4 separate regions of the Homo sapiens genome follow, and all the other regions are linked to region 4. A link is a loop called in an ENCODE intact Hi-C map of the cell type or tissue named here. Cell type or tissue: dorsolateral prefrontal cortex. All regions are shown on one strand.

Evidence for each region. Hi-C counts contacts between places; a loop is a spot of excess contacts. Peaks named below come from ENCODE experiments on the same cell type or tissue, not always from the same donor. Only the 100,000 strongest peaks of a DNase experiment are listed, where the experiment ranks them.
Region 1: it touches region 4 in a loop (3-fold over the local background); 24 of 110 quality-filtered maps call a loop at or near these places.
Region 2: a loop joins it to region 4, with 2.5 times the contacts of the local background. A loop is called at or near these places in 26 of 110 quality-filtered maps.
Region 3: it touches region 4 in a loop (7-fold over the local background); 79 of 110 quality-filtered maps call a loop at or near these places.

The regions. Positions count from the first base shown.
Region 1 is chr10:14,553,957-14,558,956 of GRCh38, reverse strand. All of the region lies in intron 2 of FAM107B (family with sequence similarity 107 member B), which reads left to right. Among named protein-coding and RNA genes, the nearest start is that of MIR1265, 120 kb to the right of the region's middle. RefSeq lists a silencer at 1-127 and enhancers at 1-197, 2,553-2,612, 2,847-3,566. In dorsolateral prefrontal cortex, a CTCF peak has its summit at 2,391; a DNase peak (open chromatin) is centred at 2,421; H3K4me3 peaks cover 2,391 bases; H3K27ac peaks cover 5,000 bases.
Region 2 is chr10:14,544,507-14,549,506 of GRCh38, reverse strand. All of the region lies in intron 2 of FAM107B (family with sequence similarity 107 member B), which reads left to right. Among named protein-coding and RNA genes, the nearest start is that of MIR1265, 110 kb to the right of the region's middle. In dorsolateral prefrontal cortex, no CTCF peak of the experiment used is centred here; no DNase peak of the experiment used is centred here; H3K4me3 peaks cover 399 bases; H3K27ac peaks cover 3,425 bases.
Region 3 is chr10:14,820,846-14,825,845 of GRCh38, reverse strand. CDNF (cerebral dopamine neurotrophic factor) reads left to right here. Exons shown (of 4, transcript NM_001029954.3): 3 at 226-367. Among named protein-coding and RNA genes, the nearest start is that of CDNF, 15 kb to the left of the region's middle. In dorsolateral prefrontal cortex, CTCF peaks have their summits at 2,316 and 2,518; a DNase peak (open chromatin) is centred at 2,495.
Region 4 is chr10:14,497,048-14,502,047 of GRCh38, reverse strand. No RefSeq gene overlaps it. Among named protein-coding and RNA genes, the nearest start is that of MIR1265, 63 kb to the right of the region's middle. In dorsolateral prefrontal cortex, CTCF peaks have their summits at 2,734 and 2,938 (motif pointing left); DNase peaks (open chromatin) are centred at 2,927 and 4,444; H3K4me3 peaks cover 497 bases; H3K27ac peaks cover 1,424 bases.

The DNA.
Region 1 (5,000 bases), 57 kb before region 4:
TCTGTTACTCTTTGTTGGACCCACACAACTCAGCAGTTGAAATTTATTATTAGTTTTTTTTTCTCCTGCGTTTTCATCTCCTAATTTGGGCTCCCCTTCATATAGAGCTTTTGGAAGCAAGTAAGAATTCAAGTTCATCAGGCACATTTTCACTACACCTGGCAGAACATATTAAGGTGTTGTGTTTTATAAAATCCAGCCAGAAACTATAGGTGGTCTCCAGCTCCACACACTTAGCAAGGCCCCTGCTCAACTCCCCACCCAACCCCAGTTTTCCAGTCCTTCCTGCGTTCACCAGAGGCACAGTCAGGATCACCTTAGACGCTGAGTTCAGAAATGGAGAAGGAATACAGTTAAAAAAAAAAATCAAGATCAGGTGAGCAGTAGCCAGATGGCTTCTCCACACAACTCTCTTTCTGGATGCTTCTGGAAATTGCCATCCAATTTTGGTCATTCTTTTGGCTGTATAATAATTCAAACGGTGCTTTGTGAATAAGTTACCTTTTAAAAGTTATGCATTTTAGCATCTATAGGAAGGTCAAGGAATTATTTTACACCTCAGGGTGAAATAATTTAATTAGGTATCTTGTTTACCCTGAGTCTTCTGAAAGCTAGAGGGAGCAAATTGGAGCTTTTGAAAGAGTGTGTGTGCGTGTGTGCGTGTATGTGTGTGTGTGCGTGCACGTATGTGTGACTGTGCGCGTGCACGTATGTGAGTGTGCGCATGCACATGTGTGTGAATGTGAGCACGTGCACGTGAGTGTGTGCACACACACACTGGTGGGGAGGCAGGTGATGATGGGTTGTGTCATGAATGCCCAAGTCTGGCGGTGCATTTAATGGAGTAGTCCAGGGAAGCAGGAGGAAACTGAGGAACAGGGAGGGCAAGCTTGAGGAATTAAGGAATTACCTGGACTCACGGGGAGGAGCTCAAAAGACGAATTCGATCTTTTTCTAAAAACATTTTAAACAGTAGTTTGCCTGACTCCAAATCAGGAAGAGACAGCTTTACCTCATCTCTCCTGCCTCCTAGCCTGTGGGCTCCATTAGCAAGGGATGAACTATCGAGTAAGAGCTGGCACTCTGGCATCAGGTAGACCTGGCTGGGACCTGGCTGGGTCCTGGCTAGGCCCCGGCTAGGCCCCTCCAATGGCATCACCATGGGCAGGCTGCTAATCCCCCTGGGCCTCAGCTACTCCTCCGTCAATAAGGATAATAATACCTCCCTCGCAGAACTGTTGTGAAGGTTGAGATGAAATATGAGAGTGTTTAAAGCAGTGCCTGGGATGCAGTAAGCACTTCGAATGTTAACCAGTAGTAGCAGTCATATTTTTGTGGATTACCTGGGAACCAAACCATCATCATTGATATAATTTCTATTACCAGTTTTAAACAGTTAAATGACAAAGAATCCCATTTTAATCAAGACATTACAGTAGAGCACAGACCCAACCTGGTTGGGTACTTAGTAGGGAGAAATAGAGGCTAGAAATTAATAATTATGCCCAATACCAGTGAACAGCTGTTTTCGCACTGTGACCAGTTTAGTACAAATAAAAATGTTTATAGACTGCATCTTTTCTCCATGCACAATTTATTGAGGTATTTCATCACTTTAACAGATGATAATTGAACATTTAGAATTCCTAGCCTTGAAGATCCAGCGAGGTACAAACCAGAAATGGCCCTGGCCCCTAGGTAGCTAAATATCTAGAGGGGAGAAGATAAAAAACACACATGGGGCTGGCAATAAATTAAACAATTACAGATGGTGAGAGTTGGGAAACAAGCTTAGGACAGAGACTGACCACGGAGGGACCCGTGTTGGATTGTTGATCCGAGAAGGTGATGTTGAAATACAGACTGAGAAGGTGAGGAAGAGCCAGGGGTCAGGAGAAGTGTGGGAAGGGGGCTGGCTTGGGAGGGTCATGCGCTCCAGGTGGGGACATCATGTGCACCAAGACATGCAGCCCAGAAAGAGTTTGGTGTGTTCCAGGAATGAAGGCAGGCCTGTGTGGCTAAGGCGCAGGGAGCAAGGTGGCGGAGAGACTGGCATGAGGCATGAGAAGCAGGCCCAGGTCAGATCAGGTGGGGAGTGAGGGCCGCTGCCAGGGCATTGGAGAAGCTATTGAGAGGCCCTGACAATCCCATGGGGGGAAAGTCCATTCTTAGTGCACGTTTCCTGCTTTGAACTTTTTCTATTCAATAACGAAAACCTGGGTGCTATATTTGTTTTAGCCACAAAACTATCTGGGTATCTTTGAGAAGTGGCACTTGCTGAGGTGGCCTTCTAAATCTTTGCCTGCTGTTCCATGGCAGGATGCCTTGTGAAGCCAGGTGTGGCTTGTGGCCTAGATGGACCAGGGAGATCTCAAGTGAGGGGCAGTAGCACGGAGCACACAGTAGGTGTCAGTCAAGTCTAAACGTTGCGCACGGCTTTGTTTTGTCCAGAGCTGAGCTCTCGTTAGGTCGGGGCTTGACAAATATGAATATTGTGGCCTGGGCTGCTCTCTGGCATGCTGAGTGCTGACTGGTGTATTTCCTTTTTCAGCCAGAGAATCCTGGTCAAGCCCTGAACAGTCCAGAAACTCTGAGGTCAGCATTTCTAGATCTTCTGTGCATTTGGGAGGAGTCACCATTGATGACTTTATCAATTGTAAATTTCCGATATCAAATTACTGGCCTTCCAGTCAGTCGGTTCTGATGACAGGAAGGACGAGGGCTCTGGAAAGTCACTTTAAGCTAGTCATTGTTAGTCAAATAGTGCTGTTTTTGTATATCGAGTATTGAGAAGGGAATGTGCTTGGTCTGTCTTCTCTCTCTGCTTCGTCACCTGCCAGTCCTGAGGGCCCCAGGCAGCAGTGCAGCTTTAATGTGGATTCCTATGGATCAGAGGTGTCCTAGGGCTCACGTTGTTATTCTGCATTGCACTTGCAGCCAGGTAAAATCAGATTTCTCCTGTTTCCCCTTTTGGGGGTGGGGTGTGTGGATTTGAAAGGCCTGTCACGTGTGGCCTGATTGCACTGCCCAGTGTGTGTGTGTGTGTGTGTGTGTGTGTGTGTTAAAGATGTCTGCAAGTTTAGCACTGGCCTGTCCTGATTAGTGAGGACCTCTGATTGCCTAGGCCAGGGCTCAGGTGAGAATACTTTGATGCTGAGGGGTAAACTTGCCTTCTGAAGGCACAGAGCCTCCTGGGTGGCAGAGCAAGGACTGGGCCTGGCGTTTCTGACGTTTAGACCTGTGTTCTTTGATAAAGCCATGATGTTTAATTGTGGAGAAAATGGTTCTGCAGCAGATGCAGTGAGGAAACAAATAATGCCCAATTTTTCCAAGTCACTGAATCAAATCTTTATCTCAGAAGTGAACATTTTAAGAGAAAACAAAATTTATTTCTTGCTAATGGCGTGGGAACAACTTATTTAAAAAAATGAGAGTGAGCAAAATAAAACTAGATTAAAGACAGAAGTAAAATGTTTAGAATAGTTTGTTTTATAATCAGGCATTAAATTATGTCAGTGGGAGTATGATTCCAAGTTCATAATGTCATCACTACTTAATTAAAATAATAGATGTCTTTGTAAGTCTGCTTTTGTTAGATAATATTATTTAATCCAGTAGTCAGTTTTATAATCAATGTTTTTCCTTGAGGTAAAAAAACATCGTATGACTTCAAATTATTAAACAACTTTATAATAACAATGTCCTGTTTCCTGAACATTTATAAATTCAATTTATGTCATTTAGGCTTTATGGGTGCTTTTCTCCAAGTCAAGATTATGACTTTGGTTATAAATCCCTCTGGTTTGAGAAAGTAGTGATTTCTTAATACTTGGAAGATAGTTTTTATAATAATTAGTTGTATATTTATAATGTAAAACAAAGAGCTCAACTGCTTATGACTAATCTGAGCAGGCAGTGTTGTGTACTGCTGCTATGACAACTAATAATTTCGGTCTGACATTGACAGGTAACTTGTTAGACCATAGGAGCTTGCATACTCACAATTGTTCTATATTTGCTTTAAAAAATGCCTGAATCAGTCATCAGATGATGGTGTATTATTGACATATTTTTCATCCACTTGATTAAATGAGCTTTTGGTTGATATACTTCTGTGAACTTCATTGACCACCCATCGCTGCTTCTGCTCACCCACTTTTTTGGTAGAGGATTGGAGGGGATAGCATTTGTCATCTACCTTACACAGGAAAGAAAGGGACAGTGTAACCCTGTTTTGAAATGTTCTGTTGAAACTTATTAGCTGCTTGGTGCTGGTACTTCCTGTTTCCAAAACCAATGTTTATGCAACGCTACACTCCATTGTGAGATTATTTATTGCCTTAAGCAGAACTCCTGGCATGTTTGAGACCCTGCCCCTCTCATTTGTACCAGATCCCCAAGTCTCAACTGGTCCAGTCCATTTCACACCAGCAGTACCAGCCTTCATCCCTCTCCTGCCTCCCTTCTGTTGGGTGGCAAAGACCTTGTTGGGTAAATAAGTTTAATCTAATGGTTCTCCCAGCTCATTCCTCCTGCCCAGTCTGAGTTCCGGCCCTTATGACTCTCTGACTGTCATTGTCTTGGCTTTGAATTACCTGGCACCTTTGCCCTGTCTGAGCAATGCTAGCACTCACCTCCCTTCCTTTAGTAAACCTACTCATGATGGGTGTCATGTTTCTCATGCCTGCAGTGCTGTGAACTGCAGTGCCATAAGGTAGGTGGGAAGTATTCGTGGGGGAGGTGTGTTTGTGGAGTAAGGCAGTGGGAGGGTAGAGGAAAAGGAGATAAAGAAAAAGCCCATTTCTAACTCTCTGAACAGGCGAGGCCAGCTTATCTGAGATGCCTGTGATCAGGTGAGTCCATATCTACTATACATTAATTATATATGACATATGTGTGGCAGTGAGCCTCTTAGGATGGGCCAGAGGCGGCAAACCTTGCAGCAAGCCTGGGAGGTGAAGACAAGGAAAAACGGGCTCAGAAAGCTACCTGAGCCCCCT
Region 2 (5,000 bases), 47 kb before region 4:
GTTTACATTTAAACTTTTGCCAAAGCCCCCTTAGTTTAAAAGGGAGGCTTCACATAAATGGAAAAGCTGAGGCCAAAAGGCCTAAACTTCTCTCATCTTTATTGCTTATTGCAGCTTTTATTATAGATGCTGCGAGTACTCAGCACTTCTAAGAAACTCCGATTGCTCTTGTTTCCCTTTCAGCTTGGAGCTGGGATCCAGAGTAGTTAACTGAGGGGCCTCGCAAGCCCCTTGTCAGGAGGATGGCCTGCCTTTGAAGGCAGTTGACTCTTGTATGTGTCTTAGTCTCTTTAGGCTGCCATAACAGATGCCACAGACTGGGTGGCTTAAACAATAGATGTTGGTTTCCTCACACTTGTGGAGGCTAGAAGTCCTAGATCAAGGTGCCAGCAGATTGGGTTCCTGGCTTGCAGACAGCCGTCTTCTCATTGTGTCCTCACATGGCATTGAGGCTGGAGAGTACAGGGAGAGAGATTGAGAAAGAAGGAGCTCTGGTCTCTTTTCCTCTTCTTATAAGGACACTGATCCCATCATGTGGGCTGCAGCCTCATGACCTCATCTAAACCTAATTACCTTTCAAAGGTCCCACCTCCAAATACTGTCACTTTGGGGGTTAGGGCTTCAACATAGGAATTTTGGGGGGACTCAGCATTCAGTCGGTGTGTGTGTGCGTGTGTGTGCGTGTGCATGTGTACTTGTAGAGGAGGGTTGATTGTCCACCTGACAGCCGTTGCCATCCCCTCTTCCCTGCTGGATGCCAATTTGCATTTTTCTGGCACGTTTTGCGGCTAGAGTGGTCATGTGACACTGTTCTGGCCAATGAGGCGATGGAGGAAGGCCCCCGGGGGCTTCTGGGAGTGCCTGCCTTCGCAGCTGGAGAGAGCCCTCCTCAGGGGCTGTCTCTGCCTTCCCTTCTTCCCATGTGTATCTGGGGCAGCTGAGGCAGGGCTAGGAGAAGAGCCCAGGTTCCTCCTGCCACCTCCAAGCGATGAAGCAGCCCTGGGCCAACTCCAGCATTCTCGTGTGAACTGCAGAGGAGCCCTGCGCTTCCAGCTACTTGCAGCCAGGTGCTGTTACCTACGCCCCACGCACCCTCACAGACCTGTGTACAAGGGCACAAGTACCTCCCCTGGAGCTGGCAGGAGGTGCAGTCGGAAGAGCATCTGGTCCCTGAGGCCTCCCTGTGCCTCCCCCTGGACCCCCAGGGTGTCCGTGTTCCCAGTTGTTGACCCTCGGGTGCGTCTGTCGCGTCTGCTCTCTTCTCCTCCAGGCAGGGAGCTCCTGGACCACGTCTTGCTCCCCTCTCGATCTTCAGGCCCACCCTGTGCTCCCCCGTAGGAGACATAGTAACTGGTTCAGCCAACCAGGTTAACTCAACCAGCGAGCGCTGTGGGTCCTGGTCTTGCTGACAGCTGTTGCTTTACTCCTTTCTTGTTTTTGGTGTCCTCCCTGCGAAGCCTGCGTATTGGTTGTTCACAGAAAGCCCACCAGGTGGTCTGAAGAGAGGGAAGTGGGAAAACAGACTTTAATTAAAAGGGCCGGGGCCATGGAAATAGCTGTTCTCTAGGGTTTGGTTAGAGACAGACAATCCTCCAAAGACCCAGACAGAGATGTGTCCCTGTCCTCACGCTCAGTTTTCATTGCGGAAGCAGAAATCAAATAAGAGCCAACTTAAATTCTTTTAATTATGGAACATTTTAAGCCTACAGAAAAAACACATCATTGTTACCGTTGTTTCTGGCATTAAGGTCTCTTTTTTCTTTTTAAGAGTGAAAAATGAAGTTTTCCAGACAAACCCTTAACTAATTCAGTATTTCAAAAGTGAAATACAGGCTGAACATCCCAAATCTGAAATCTGAAATGCTCTAAAATTCAAAATTTTTTGAGCACTGACATGCTGCTTAAAGGAAATGCTCACCGGAGCATTTCAGAGTGTAGATACTCAGAAATATTCCAAATATGCTAAAATTGGAAAAGCTTTGAAATCTGAAACACTTCTGGTGTTTCGGATAAGGGATGCTCAACCTGTAGTGAGTGAGTGGTTGGAAGTTAGAACATATTCTTCTGTAGAAACAAACCTGTTTGACCCACAATTTGGCCAATATACGGAGATTTGAGATGAAAAACTTACAAAATGATAGAATGACTGGCTGTCATTTTACCAGTAAGGAAACAAACCCAGAGAAGTGAAGTCAGGATTTAGGTTTGTGGACCTTTTATTTAAGGTTCTTTCTACTCTGCCATACGTTACTAGTGACTTCAGACAACAGTGTCGAATCTCATCAGCCAAAACCCACCAGGAACACAACGTGTAGTTATACAGAAGTTGGCTTCGTTTAGCTTGCTTCTGCCGGGGCCAGTGTACCCAGAAGAACCCTGGGACTATTTTGGAAAGGCAGACTTGGGGTTGTTGTTGGACTGGGTGATTTGAAGGTGGAATTAGGGAAATGGGACCAGATCTGGGTTGGATGTGGCCAGGAGGCAGAAACAATTCAGTGATTGGGTATCCAACAACTTTTATCTAGGAGGTAGGAGATTAAAGTAGAGTTAGAGTGGCCATGCAGTAAAGAATTTGCAATCATACATGTTGGTGAGAAAAGGGGGCATCTGGTTATTTTTGTGGTAGTAATGTGGGCCCATCTGTGTCCGTTTTTGAGCATTCATTATGTTCTGATGGGAATATGGGGGTCAGGTTGTCAATTAGACTGGTCTTTACTTTGAAGGTCGGTAGGGTTGAATTTAATTTGTTCACCAACTTACTTAATTTCATTCTGAATGCTGATGCTTGAGGAATAGGTTTTAATGGAGCAAGATGCAGTGGGAAGTAGGGACTTAGAGGATGTCTAAATAACCGTGTCTGAGCAGTCACTGGTTTTTAAACATTGTAGCTGCTCAATGGTAATAATGCAAATTTTAAAAAAGGCAGATGGGTAGTTTTCGCCTAGCTTGAGAAGCTTTAAAAATCATCATGACGACTGTACTATCTTAAAACGTGATCAGCTATAGAAGCAGATAAAACTGTCGAGCTGTTATTAAAGTGTACTTACAGTTGAAACATATTAGTCTTCAAAGATGCCATCCAGTTACTGATCCAGAGGTAATGTTAATGGTGGTGTTACTCACGGTGCCAAAACACCCACAGATCAGTAGAAAATGTGGACAGTCAATTTAGAAAATTTGCAAAGCAGTCAGAAGTGAGAGGCAGTGTTGGGTAGTGAAGAGTGGACCAGACTCCAATCTTGGTCCTAGTCCGAGCTTTGCCACTGTGTGGTCCAGAATGTCTTTGCCACTCTCTTAACTTAGTCATTTCATCTCTCTGGGCCTCAGTTTCCTCATCTGTCATAATGAGGAAGTTGAACACCTGGTCTCTGTGTTCCTTCTAAAGTTTCTGTCATTAAGTCTGTTTGAAGATAGTCTCTTCTTTTGAAAGTATTAGTTTGTTTGGCCAGTTGGGCCAGGTCATAAATATTACGGAATTATTAGTCAGCTCTTGAAGACAGGAATGTTTGAGGGCTTTGAAAGCTAGCCCAGCAGGAAGCTTTTCGTGGTCTGTGTATTTTCCTTCCTCTCAGGAATGATTAGGCCGAAATCAACCATCTTCTCAGTCCATCCTCTTTGTAGTTTCCTGAGATGAATGACCGAGGTGTTTTCTCCTCAGAAAATAACATAGGAGAAAAATTCCAAGGGAGGTCTCTTTATTCAGGAACTTGCAATTTAGGAATTAAGTGTGATAACTTTATTTTACCAATTTTAATTTTGTGACTATAACATAATATAAATAAGGATTCTGTTACATGCAAATTTTGAAATCATGCAAAAACCAAAAAAGGAAAAGAAGTCAATCAAAACTTGTATAATTTCAAAGATGGTGGCCAGGTGGTTTGGAAGCTGTGCATGGGATTGCCACATGGCCTCTCCCCTCTAGCAGGCAACAGGTGCCTTGTGTGTTTAGTCAGTATCTGCTGCATGTCATTGCTGATGGCATTCAAGTTTTTGCTTATGTGTGCTGGTATTTAATGTTCACTTAGATCTAAATATCTTTTTTTAGCCTTCAAAGATGTCAACCAGGTATTCATCAAGAGATATATTAATGGGGATGTTAGTGATAGAGCCCAGGACACCCCCAGCCCCCAGATCAATAGCTTTGTAACAGAAGCGCTAAACCACTATGAAGGTGATCAGACAACAGGGGGATGCATCCTGCCATTAATTTAGCAGAAAGAGCACACGTCCAAATAGGAGAGTTAAAATAGAGAGGTGCTGTAGCAAAGTGGCTCAGAGCATGGACTCTGGAGCTAGCTGCATGATGCTGCTAGCTGCCATTTAATTAGCCTTGTAGATTTAGGCAAGTCACCTAGTCTCGCTGGGCCTTAATTTCCCTATCTGTATGATGGAATAAATTTAATGTCTACTGCAAAGGTTATGTGACACTTAGCAAACATGATAAAACACAGGTTGCCGGGCCCACCCCCCAGAGACTGACTCACTGCATCTCCGATATTTGCATTTAACTAATTCCATGATGGTGCCGATGCCTCGGACCCTGGGATGACACTTTGAGGATCACCATGCTGTGCATTTGTACACACAGACACACACGTAGGCATTTGTTTTCCAAAGTAAAGGGCATACTGTTTGGAGCCTAATGTTTTTCTCCTATTTAGTGCCTTGTGAATATTTTCCCTTTCATTATTTATTCTAATAATGGATGATTTTAAGCTGCACTGTATTCCATTATTAGATATTTAAATGGCTTCCATTTTTTCCGCTATCATAGACCATGCCGGAATAAATATCATTCTGTGTACACTTGTCTACATCTCTGTTGATGTCTTTAGGGTAAATTCCTAAAAGTGGAATTACTGCGTTCAAGGGTGTTTCACGGTAAGGCCTTTTGCTACACATTGCCAACAAATTCTTCAGAGAGTAGCAGAAATTTGTCTTCTTACAAGTAGTCTATGAGAGTAGATGCTGATTTTCTAAATGTAAGGGAATAAGAA
Region 3 (5,000 bases), 320 kb before region 4:
TGTAGTTTTAGTAGAGATGGGGTTTCACCATGTTGACCAGGCTGGTCTAGAACTCCTGACCTCAAATGATCTGCCCTCCTCAACCTCCCAAAGTGCTGGGATTACAGGCGTGAGCCACCATGTCCAGCCTACCTCTTTCTTCTTGATACTGTATTCCTTCATTACTGGAATGATACTGAATGTCTTCATTGTCTGGAACACTCAATTCTCTTCATTTTCCTTCAGTGCTATTATCTAGGAGCCACAAAAGACGCAGCCACAAAGATCCTAAGTGAAGTCACTCGCCCAATGAGTGTGCATATGCCTGCAATGAAGATTTGTGAGAAGCTGAAGAAGTTGGATAGCCAGATCTGTGAGCTGAAATATGGTATAACACAGCCCCGTGTTTTTCCCAGTAGGTCCAATGGATTCCCAAACCTCTAAAGTTGGGGCCATGTCTTCTAAAAATTCAGTGTTAAAAGGAAAGAAATTCACCACTCATCAATAAGTTGCTTGGCTGATGAATGGTACCTATGGGCATTTGAGTTTCGTTGAGGGAAGACAAATAAATAGTACAGGCATAATCAGCATTAGGTTAAAATTGCCAATGAGGCCTGGCGCGGTGGCTCAGGCCTTTCATCCCAGCACTTTGGGAGGCCGAGACGGGCGGATCGCAAGGTCAGGAGTTCAAGTACCAGCCTGGCCAATATGGTAAACCCTGTCTCTACTAAAAAAATACAAAAAAATTAGCCGGGTGTGGTGGCGGGCAGCTATAGTCCCACCTACTCGGGAGGCTGAGGCAGGAGAATCGCTTGAACCCGGGAGGCAGAGGTTGCAATGAGCCCAGATCCCGCCACTGCACTCCAGCCTGGGTGATAGAGCAAGACTCTGTCTTAAAAAAAAAAAATTGCCACTGAAATCACAGAGTTTAGACTCCTAACACACCAAGGCAAAGCCAGATACGTATGTCAAGGAAAATCTCAACATATAGAGAGAGCAGCTACTCCTGGTGATTTGGATCTTGGTAATCTATTAAAACAAAACTAGTACCTATTCAAAGATGATACAAGGACTTTGAAGATGTAAAGATGACTATGACTTCCTTCCTAGGCAGAGCTACCATTCTGCCAGCTTTAAATTTTGGGAAATTGGTTATTCACATCAAGTCAGGTTTTTCCTGGTAAAATAGCTTATCAGAGGGTGCCCAAAACAAACAGCAAGAAAAGGAAGGAGATGTCCTTTTTTTTTTTTTTTTTTTTTTGAGGGGAAGTCTCGCTCTATCACCCAGGCTGGAGTGCAGTGGTGCGATCTTGGCTCACTGCAATCTCTGCCTCGTGGGTTCAAGCGATTCTCCTGCCGGAGCCTCCCGAGTAGCTGGGATTACAGGCATGCACCACCACGCCTGGCTAATTTTTGTATTTTTATTAGAGACGAGGTTTCACCATGTTGGCCAGGCTGGTCTTGAACTCCTGACCTCAGGTGATCCACCTGCCTTGTCCTCTCAAAGTGCTAGGATGACAGGCGTAAGCCACCATGCCCGGCCAGGAGATGTCCTATTTTAAAATGTTATCCTTGGCCCCATACATTTCACATGGATAGATCTTTTATCATGATTTGTATCTGGGCTAGACATTTGGGTAGATTGAGTGGGTATCATAAAAGGATGTGGAATTCCTTCCTCAGCCTATCCTTGACACCTGAAATCCCACTCATTCCTTTTGCTTAAGTCATTGTTTTGCATGCATTACATACCCAGTGTAGTACTGTCAACTACCTAAGTAATTAGCATCCACCTCTAAGTTATTTTAGTCTTATTTTCCAACACAGCCGTGTAATAGTCCTATGCACCATAGCCACATAGCTAGCTTTAAGTAGGTTTAAGGTTGAAAGTTACCACAGACAACCTATTTCTTAACTTGCAAAGCACAAGCCCTAACTTCCAGGGTAGTTATTAGAGTAGGCATCCCTTTTTTATTGGCTTCCAAGCCATGAAATAGGGGCAGAAATCACTGAGTCCATATAAACAATATTCACAAACTTGGCCGGGCGCGGCAGCTCACACTTGTAACCTCAGCACTTTGGGAGGCCAAGAAAGGAGGATCATTTGAGCCCAGGAGTTCAAGACCAACCTGGGCAACATGGTGAAACCCTGTCTCTACAAAAATACAAAAATTAGCCAGGTGTGGTGTTGAGCGCCTATAGTCCTAACTACTCAGGAGACTGAGGTGGGAGGATCACCTGAGCCTGGGAGGTCAAGGCTCTGGTGAGCTGTGATTTTTTTCACTGTACTCCAGCCTGAGTGGCAGAGTGAAACCCCATCTGAAAAATAAATAGATAAAATAAAAATAAATAAAAGCCAATATCACAAACCTCTTTTGATTTTTTAAATTCAACAAATTTGTTGTGAATACCTTCTCCTATATCCTAGGGATCTTACAGGGCTCCTTAAACAATAGAAAAATCAGATATTATTGAGACGAAATGACTACCTAATGTTTTGGCGATGCTGGCCACTAGAGGCCCTTGGGGAGCTATGAACTAGTTTTAATCTTTGTGTGGACCTTTACTTTGGAGTTTTGGGGCATCACAGAGGTTTTCCTCTTTTTAAAATTAATGCCAGATACCAAGTTCTCTAGAAAAACTCAAAGAAACTACTGACATTTACAAAAAAATGTATTTTTCTCCTTCAGCCTCTTATCTTGAATAGACTAATAGTTCTTAATTATCCTCCCCAGCTATTGTTAGCAGGAAAGATAAGATTAAACAGGGACCTTTGTGCTGTGGGAGATTAATAATTTGGGCTATGCAAGTTTCTACTTTAAAAAGTATTCTGTCAGATCAGCCATGAAATTAACAAGCAAGATAAGTGTGGAGTTGGAGTATGTTTTCAATTAGGAAGGTGCCATTTGGTTTTTGACCTGAAAGAATGTTTTCATTTGCTTGCTTTGTGTTTAAAAAGGATAGGGAATCACTATAAAAATTTAAGGGTTTTCTGGAGCACAGTGTATAGCTGACCCTCTAAATACAAAAGTCTTTTAACATCCAGCTTTTAAATTAGAACAGAGTTACCGGAAGGTTTTGACAAATAATTTGACAAATATTAGGTTTTTAATGTTTTTAAATGTTGTGTTCTACTACTCAGAGGTAAAAAAGAGAAAGAACTTTCAAGAGAAGTCAAGCTGTAAAAATTCTAGGCTGCCACTAGTTGTTTAATAAATAAACTTAAATGTTGTATTCATTATCAAAGTGAACACCGGACAAGCGGGGAGGGGCAAAAGACACTTTTTTTTTTTTTGACAGTCTCACTCTGTTGCCCATGCTGGAGTGCAGTGGCATGATCTCTGCTTACTGCAACCTCAGCCTCCTGGGTTCAAGAGATTCTCCTGCCTCAGCCTCCTGAGATGCTGGGATTACAGGTGTGTGCCCCCATGCCCCTCTAGACTTTCTTTTGAAAGAGGAAAAGTACCTCTTTCTGATAGGAAAATTATAATTATTGGTATATTACAGATGAGCTTATTATTTTTTGTATTTTGGGCTTTTTTTCAATCTTTTCAGCAATTGAGAAGTAGCTGAGTTCTTGATATTTTCTGCACATAATCTATAAACAGCGAAATAGTAGTCTTGCTAGAGGAGGTTAGATGTTGGTGACAAGTATCATTGGCAAGAATTTTAGAAGCCAGGTTGGCTGGCACCAAAGCCCTAGCATTGGAGAAGTGGGAATAACACAAAGGGCTGTACCTGCTGTGATAATTTAGCAACCTAATCCCAGTAGGGGCTGGGCATCAGGTGAGTTTCAAAACAGAGATCCCAAACAATTAAGGTTCAGCGAGAATATTCCTAATTTTATTCACGTGTTTGCATTTCTTTACATTTTTATTTAAAACCCAATAGTGCTTTGTCATGTGTATGTGCTCATTTGCTTTGCCGAAGATACATCTTCCTAGAAAAAGTGAACCATAACTTTTTGCTGGTTAATTACAATCTATGGGTTTCAAGTTGGCCGCAAACCAAGGCCATCCCAAAGGAACCGATTGCCTTTTATATATGAGTTTCCTTCTTGTTACCTTAACAGCAGCAATTTGGATACAGTGCTATTTGTTTTAGGAATACTGATCTTGAGAATGCTCCAAATGGTAGTAAACATTGTGGCACTACATAGGCCCTTAGTTTTGAAGCAAGTATAATCTCTTGGAAAGAAAGTCAAATTAAAAACACAAATTATCCCAATAACTTTGTATACACTGTTGTCCTTCAGTACCTGTGCAGGAGGGGTTCTGGGACCATACTCAGACACTAAAATCCTGATGCTTAAGTGTTTGCATATAACCCATGTGCATCTTCCCTCCTGTATACTCTAAATCATCTCTAGATTACTTATAATACTTAATACAATGAAAATGCTATTTGTATTAGTCTGTTCCCGCATTGCTGTAAAGAACTATTGGCCAGGCGCGGTGGCTCACGCCTGTAATTCCAGCACTTTGGGAGGCCGTGGCAGGCGGATCAGCTGAGGTGAGAAGTTCAAGATCAGCTTTGCCAACATGGCGAAACCCTGTCTCTACTAAAATACAAAAATTAGCCGGGCATGATGGTGGGTGCCTGTAATCCCAGCTACTTGGGAGGCTGAGACAGGAGAATCGCTTGAACCAGGGAGATGGTGGTTGCAGTGAGCAGAGATCATGCCACTGCACTCCAGCCTGGGTGGCTAAGCGAGACTCCGTCTCAAAAAAAAAAAAGAAAAAGAACTATCTAAGACTGGGTAATTTATAAAGAAAAGAGGTTTAATTGGCTCACAGCTCCACAGGCTGTACAGGAAGCATGGCTGGGGAGGCCTCAGGAAACTTAGAATCATGGCAGAAGGCAAAGAGGAAGAGGCATGTCTTACGTGACTGCAGCAAGAGGAAGAGCGCAAAGGGGGAGGTGCTACACTTTGAAACAACCAGATCCCTCATGAACTCACTCACTATCATGAGAAAAGCTAGGGTGAAGTCCACCCCCATGATCCAATCACCTTCCAACAG
Region 4 (5,000 bases):
CTCTCCCTGGGACAGAACAATGAGGCAAGACAGACTGGGAGGCCCCAGGGAAGTGAGGTGGAGGAACAGGAACCCCAGGCAGCAAGGGTGATGAGAGTCAAGAGGAGACCCACCTTTTCCCATTGTCTCACCTCCCTAGGACATGCTCACTTTATTTTGTGTCAACTGACACACATCGAGTACCTGCCTTGTGCTAGTCGGCATGAGAATAAAAAGTGAGTAGGGCAGAGTCTCCATCCATGGGCTGATTCTTGGGAGGCCCCAAGGTAAGCAAGTGTTCCCAGCATGCCAGGATCCTCCTTGTATAGTGACCTTGACCAAAGTGGGTACAAAATGTGCTGTTGGGGCCACGAAAGAGCAATTTACATTTTCCTAAGAGTTCCAGGGAAGGTCAGATCCAGTTGTCACAAGCAAGTACCGCGGTCTTGTCTATGTCACCATATGGACATACTTAGAGGCTCCACACACACACATTGCTTTTTACAAGAGCAAAATGCAGAGAACGAAGGCAATAGCCAACTCTCAGTTATCGGTGGCTTCTTTTCTCCAACTGTTGGACTAATTCTCACTACTGACAGCAAGAAGCCAGGGGGCATCTGGGGCTAGTCTCCTTCAATAGAATGGCTGTGTGTGTGGGAGCAGGGGTGGGGGGGGTGTCGGGGAGGGGGCTGCTTTCCATAACCAAGGTCAGATGGAATTCACATTGGATGTTGGCTTGGATTTTGGGGGAAAAATTGAGTGGGCAATAGAATAAGGAGCACAGGCTCTGGAATCAGAGAACTTGGATTTGAATCATAGTCCCATCGCTTTCTAGCTTTGTGATTCTGGGAAAATAAATGCTTTGGCCCCAGTTTTCTCATCTGTAAAATGGGCGTAACTGACCAGGCATGGTTGCTCACATCTGTAATCCCAGTACTTTGGGAGGCCGAGGCAGGTGGATCACTTGAGGTCAGGAGTTCGAAGCCAGCCTGGCCAACAGGGCGAAACCCCGTCTCTACTAAAAATACAACAAGTAGCCAGGCATAATGTTACGCGCCTGTAATCCCAGCTATTCAGGAGGCTGAGACACAAGAATCACTTGAACCCAGGGGGCAGAGGTTGTAGTGAGCCGAGATTGCACCATTTAACTCCAGCCTGGACAACAGGGCAAGACTCCATCTCAAAAAATAAAAAGTAAAATAAAATGGGCATAATGATTTTGTTTGCCTCATTGAGCCGTTGTAAGAGTTAAAGGAGTAGGGTAGGTATAGTGGCTTATGCCTGCAATCTCAGCACTTTGGGAGGCCGAGATGAGAGGATCACTTGAGGCCAGGAGTTCCAGACCAGCCTGGGCAACATAGTGAGACCCTGTCTCTACAAAAAATAAAAAAAATTTAGCCAGATGTGGTGGCACCGGCCTGTAGTCCCAGCCACTTGAGAGGATGAGGTGGGAGGATTGCTTGAGTCCAGGAAGTTGAGGCTGCAGTGAGCCACGATTGCACCACTGCACTCCAGCCTGGGTGTCAGAGGGAGATGTCCTGTTGAAAAAAAAAAGTGTTAGAGGAGATTCATGTAAAGTGCTTAGTAAACATTAGTGATGATGATGATTGCTGTTCTTTTGTTTATATTTGTTATCTACACTTATTTATGAAGTTCAGGAAGTCCAGGCTCAGTCACAGGCTCTGGGGTGGGGCAGAGTGGCTGCAGTGTTGCTCACACACCCAACGTGCAGGGCCAGGGCCATCCTAGATACAACCCCTCACCACGTGGTATGATTTGAAGCCATAACGTCCAGCTGCCCTCAAATGCCTCTTCTAAAATCCTACCGTGTTAACCTTTTTTTTTTTTTGAGACGGAGTTTCACTCTTGTTGCCCAGGCTGGAGTGCAATGGCACGATCTCAGCTCACTGCAACCTCTGCCTCCCAGGTTCAAGCGATTCTCCTGCCTCAGCCTCCCAAGTAGCTGGGATTACAGGCATGTGCCACCATGCCACCATGCCTGGCTAATTTTTGTATTTTTAGTAGATACGGGGTTTCACCTTATTGGCCAGGCTGGTCTCAAACTTCTGACCTCAGGTGATCCACCCCCCTGGGCCTCCCAAAGTGCTGGGATTACAGGCATAAGCCACTGCGCCCAGCCCTGCATTAACCTTTAAAGTCCCAACCACTGTGTAGCGGTAAAATTTCAACATGCTGTTGTCTGGGGAAAGACAACGCATTTACCCTTTTCTACCTGGCAGAGATACCTTAATACATCCTCAAGCATTGGGTACAGCTGGGACAACCCCTTTTGGCTTGGCAACGGAGAAGTGGGACCAGGCGGTGGGGAAGCCAGTCAGGAGCCATGAGGAGCCTGGGACAGGAGGATGGTCAGTGACAGACAGTGTGGGGGTGAAGCATGTGGGGTTGGAGGCTGGGACATAAGGCCTGGCGCATAGTAGGCCCTCAATAAATATTTGCCATTAAATGACAGGGCCTGGAAAGAGGGAGCTGGGCACTGGCAGGCGTCGCTTGTCATCAGTGTGTCCAGGGCTGGCCCAGCCCAGCCAAAGTCAAGGTGCCTTCCCGGCGAGGAAGGCAGATGGTAGGTTTTCTCGGCCCGTTCTAAGGCCCGGAGGAAGCCTTTGTCCCTGCAGCAAGAACGCCTAATTCAGCCGTTTCTAGGAATCAAGGCTTCTCCTAAGTGTCTTCTTTTATGACTGGGCAAGATAGTCAATTGCTGGCCTCCAGAGAGGAAGGAAAACCTTTCCATGCCTGCTCTTGGCAATAGCAAGGTTGGTGACGTTAGGCTTCGGCAACTCGGGACTTAATCCTTTCTGCTAAGTATCTGCAATACTGAGAGGTTGGGAAGCTTACATGAAATAATAAAACCCAGCCCTAGCCGAGGGCCAGGGCTATACAGACCCTACCAAGGGATGCGGCCGCTACTTTCACCGTCCTTAAAATGATGCGCGTTGCTGCCATCTAGTGTGCACCAGCAGAACGTCTTAGTTTTTAAAATTAGAATCGCAATTCATAGGCTGGGCACAGTGGCTCATGCCTGTAATCCCAGCACTTTGGGAGGCTAAGGCGGGAGGGTTGCTTGAGGCCAGAAGTTCGAGACCAGCCTGGAGAACATAGCAAGACCCCCCCCACTCCCTTCCCATCTCTACAAAAAATTTAAAAAGTTAGCTAAGCGTGTTGGCTCACACCTATAATTCAAGCACTTTGGGAGGCTGAGGTGGGAGGATGGCTTGAGCCCAGGAATTTGAGACCAGTCTGGGCAACATAGTGAGACTCCATTCCATCGCTATAAAAACAATAATTATAATTTGTTTATTAATTTATTGAGTTCTAATATTCTGTTCTTGGTCTGAGGTGAACTAGTTCAAATCATGAGCAGTAAGCATTATGATTACACCTCTCAGTTTGATATGATAGGTTCAGGCACAAAGAGTAAAAAGTCCCCTTTTCTAGGCCCAGTGCTGCCTCTTACTGTGAGGGCAGTGAGGAAGTCATGGAGACTCCTGGTGTGGTTTTCCTCATCTGTAAAACCTACTCGCCGTCCCGCTCCTGCCCACGGTCAAGTATTGCGAGAATTGCAGTTTCACACATTCATTCATCCAGCACATGGGTACCAGGCGCAGGAGCCCTGGGAGTGTAAGGAAGCCAGGGCTCCTGCCATGGGGGAGATGACATTCTATGGGGAAAATAGAAATCACACACTCACACACACCCGTGCACTTGCATGAACACACACACACAATGGACAAAGCATGAAGCCATTTCTCACAGTGACTAATAGAAGTCCCACCTCCTCCATTCCTTGCTTCCAATCGCTCTCCTTTCATAATAGGCCAGTTCTTTCCTAAAACACAAATCTGAGCCTCTTACCAACTTGCAGAGAAACTTTCTTCCTTGTCAATACCATAAGGTTCAATTGCTCTGTCATGGAAGCTACGGTACCAATCACGCCAGCCAGCTTCCTCAAGCTACTTATGGTTTTCTGATACAACAACAGGTAACATTTACCATGTGCCAAGTATTTTGCTCAGTGCTTTATAGATCAATTTGCATATTCATCTTAAGAGTGATGTTGTGTTATTACCCCTCCCCCATTTATCTACAGGGAAACTGAGGCAGAGAGAAGTAAAGGAATATGTCTAAGGTCACACAACTAGTACATAGCAGCCCGGAATTTGGAGCTTGCAGTGAGCCGGGATCGCGCCACTGCACTCCAGCCTGGGCGACAGAGCGAGACTCCGTCTCAAAAAAAAAAAAAAAAAAAAAAATAGCAGCCTGGAACTGAAACCCAGGTCTCTGACTATGGAGCCCGCGCCTTTACCCACTCGGCCACACTGCCATGCTGCTTCCTCCCGGGCAATGCAGCACCTTCCCTCCCTTCGCATCTGGTGGGTCGGCCTTTTCATGGCCTCCTGGTGAAATCTCACCAATTGCAGATGAGCTGACTCAAGCATCCTGCCCGTGAGACTGCTCCTGACACCCACGTGGTGCAACTGCTTTCCCACTGCCAGTGCTGGAAGCCTCATTCGAAAGTGTCATGCCTGTCAGGCACGATAGAGGTTGTATACATGTTTGTCTCCCTGCACACATGGCAAGGGCCTTGGTAAACAGCTGCAGCCGTCTCAACTAAATAAAGGTTTGCTGAATTGTAGTAAATGAAACAGCACAGGAGAAACTGCTCTGTAAACTATAAAACATCAGAGAAACATGAGCCAGCAGATCCTTTGAAAAGTTCTTCATAAAATGTAAACAGATTTAGAGTATGAAGTATTCATTTATGCACAAGCGTTTTCTTCTTTGTGATTTTAGGCCACTTTCTCTGCTAACTAATAATTGCTTCTGCCTTTTCTTTTTAATATAATTTAATTTTAAATTCAATTTAATTTTAAATTCTGGGATACATGTGGAGGATGTGTAGCTACATAGGTAAACACATGCCACGATGGTTTGCTGCACCTATCAATCCATCACCTAGGTATTAAGCCCAGCATGCATTAGCTATTTTTCTGAATGCTCTC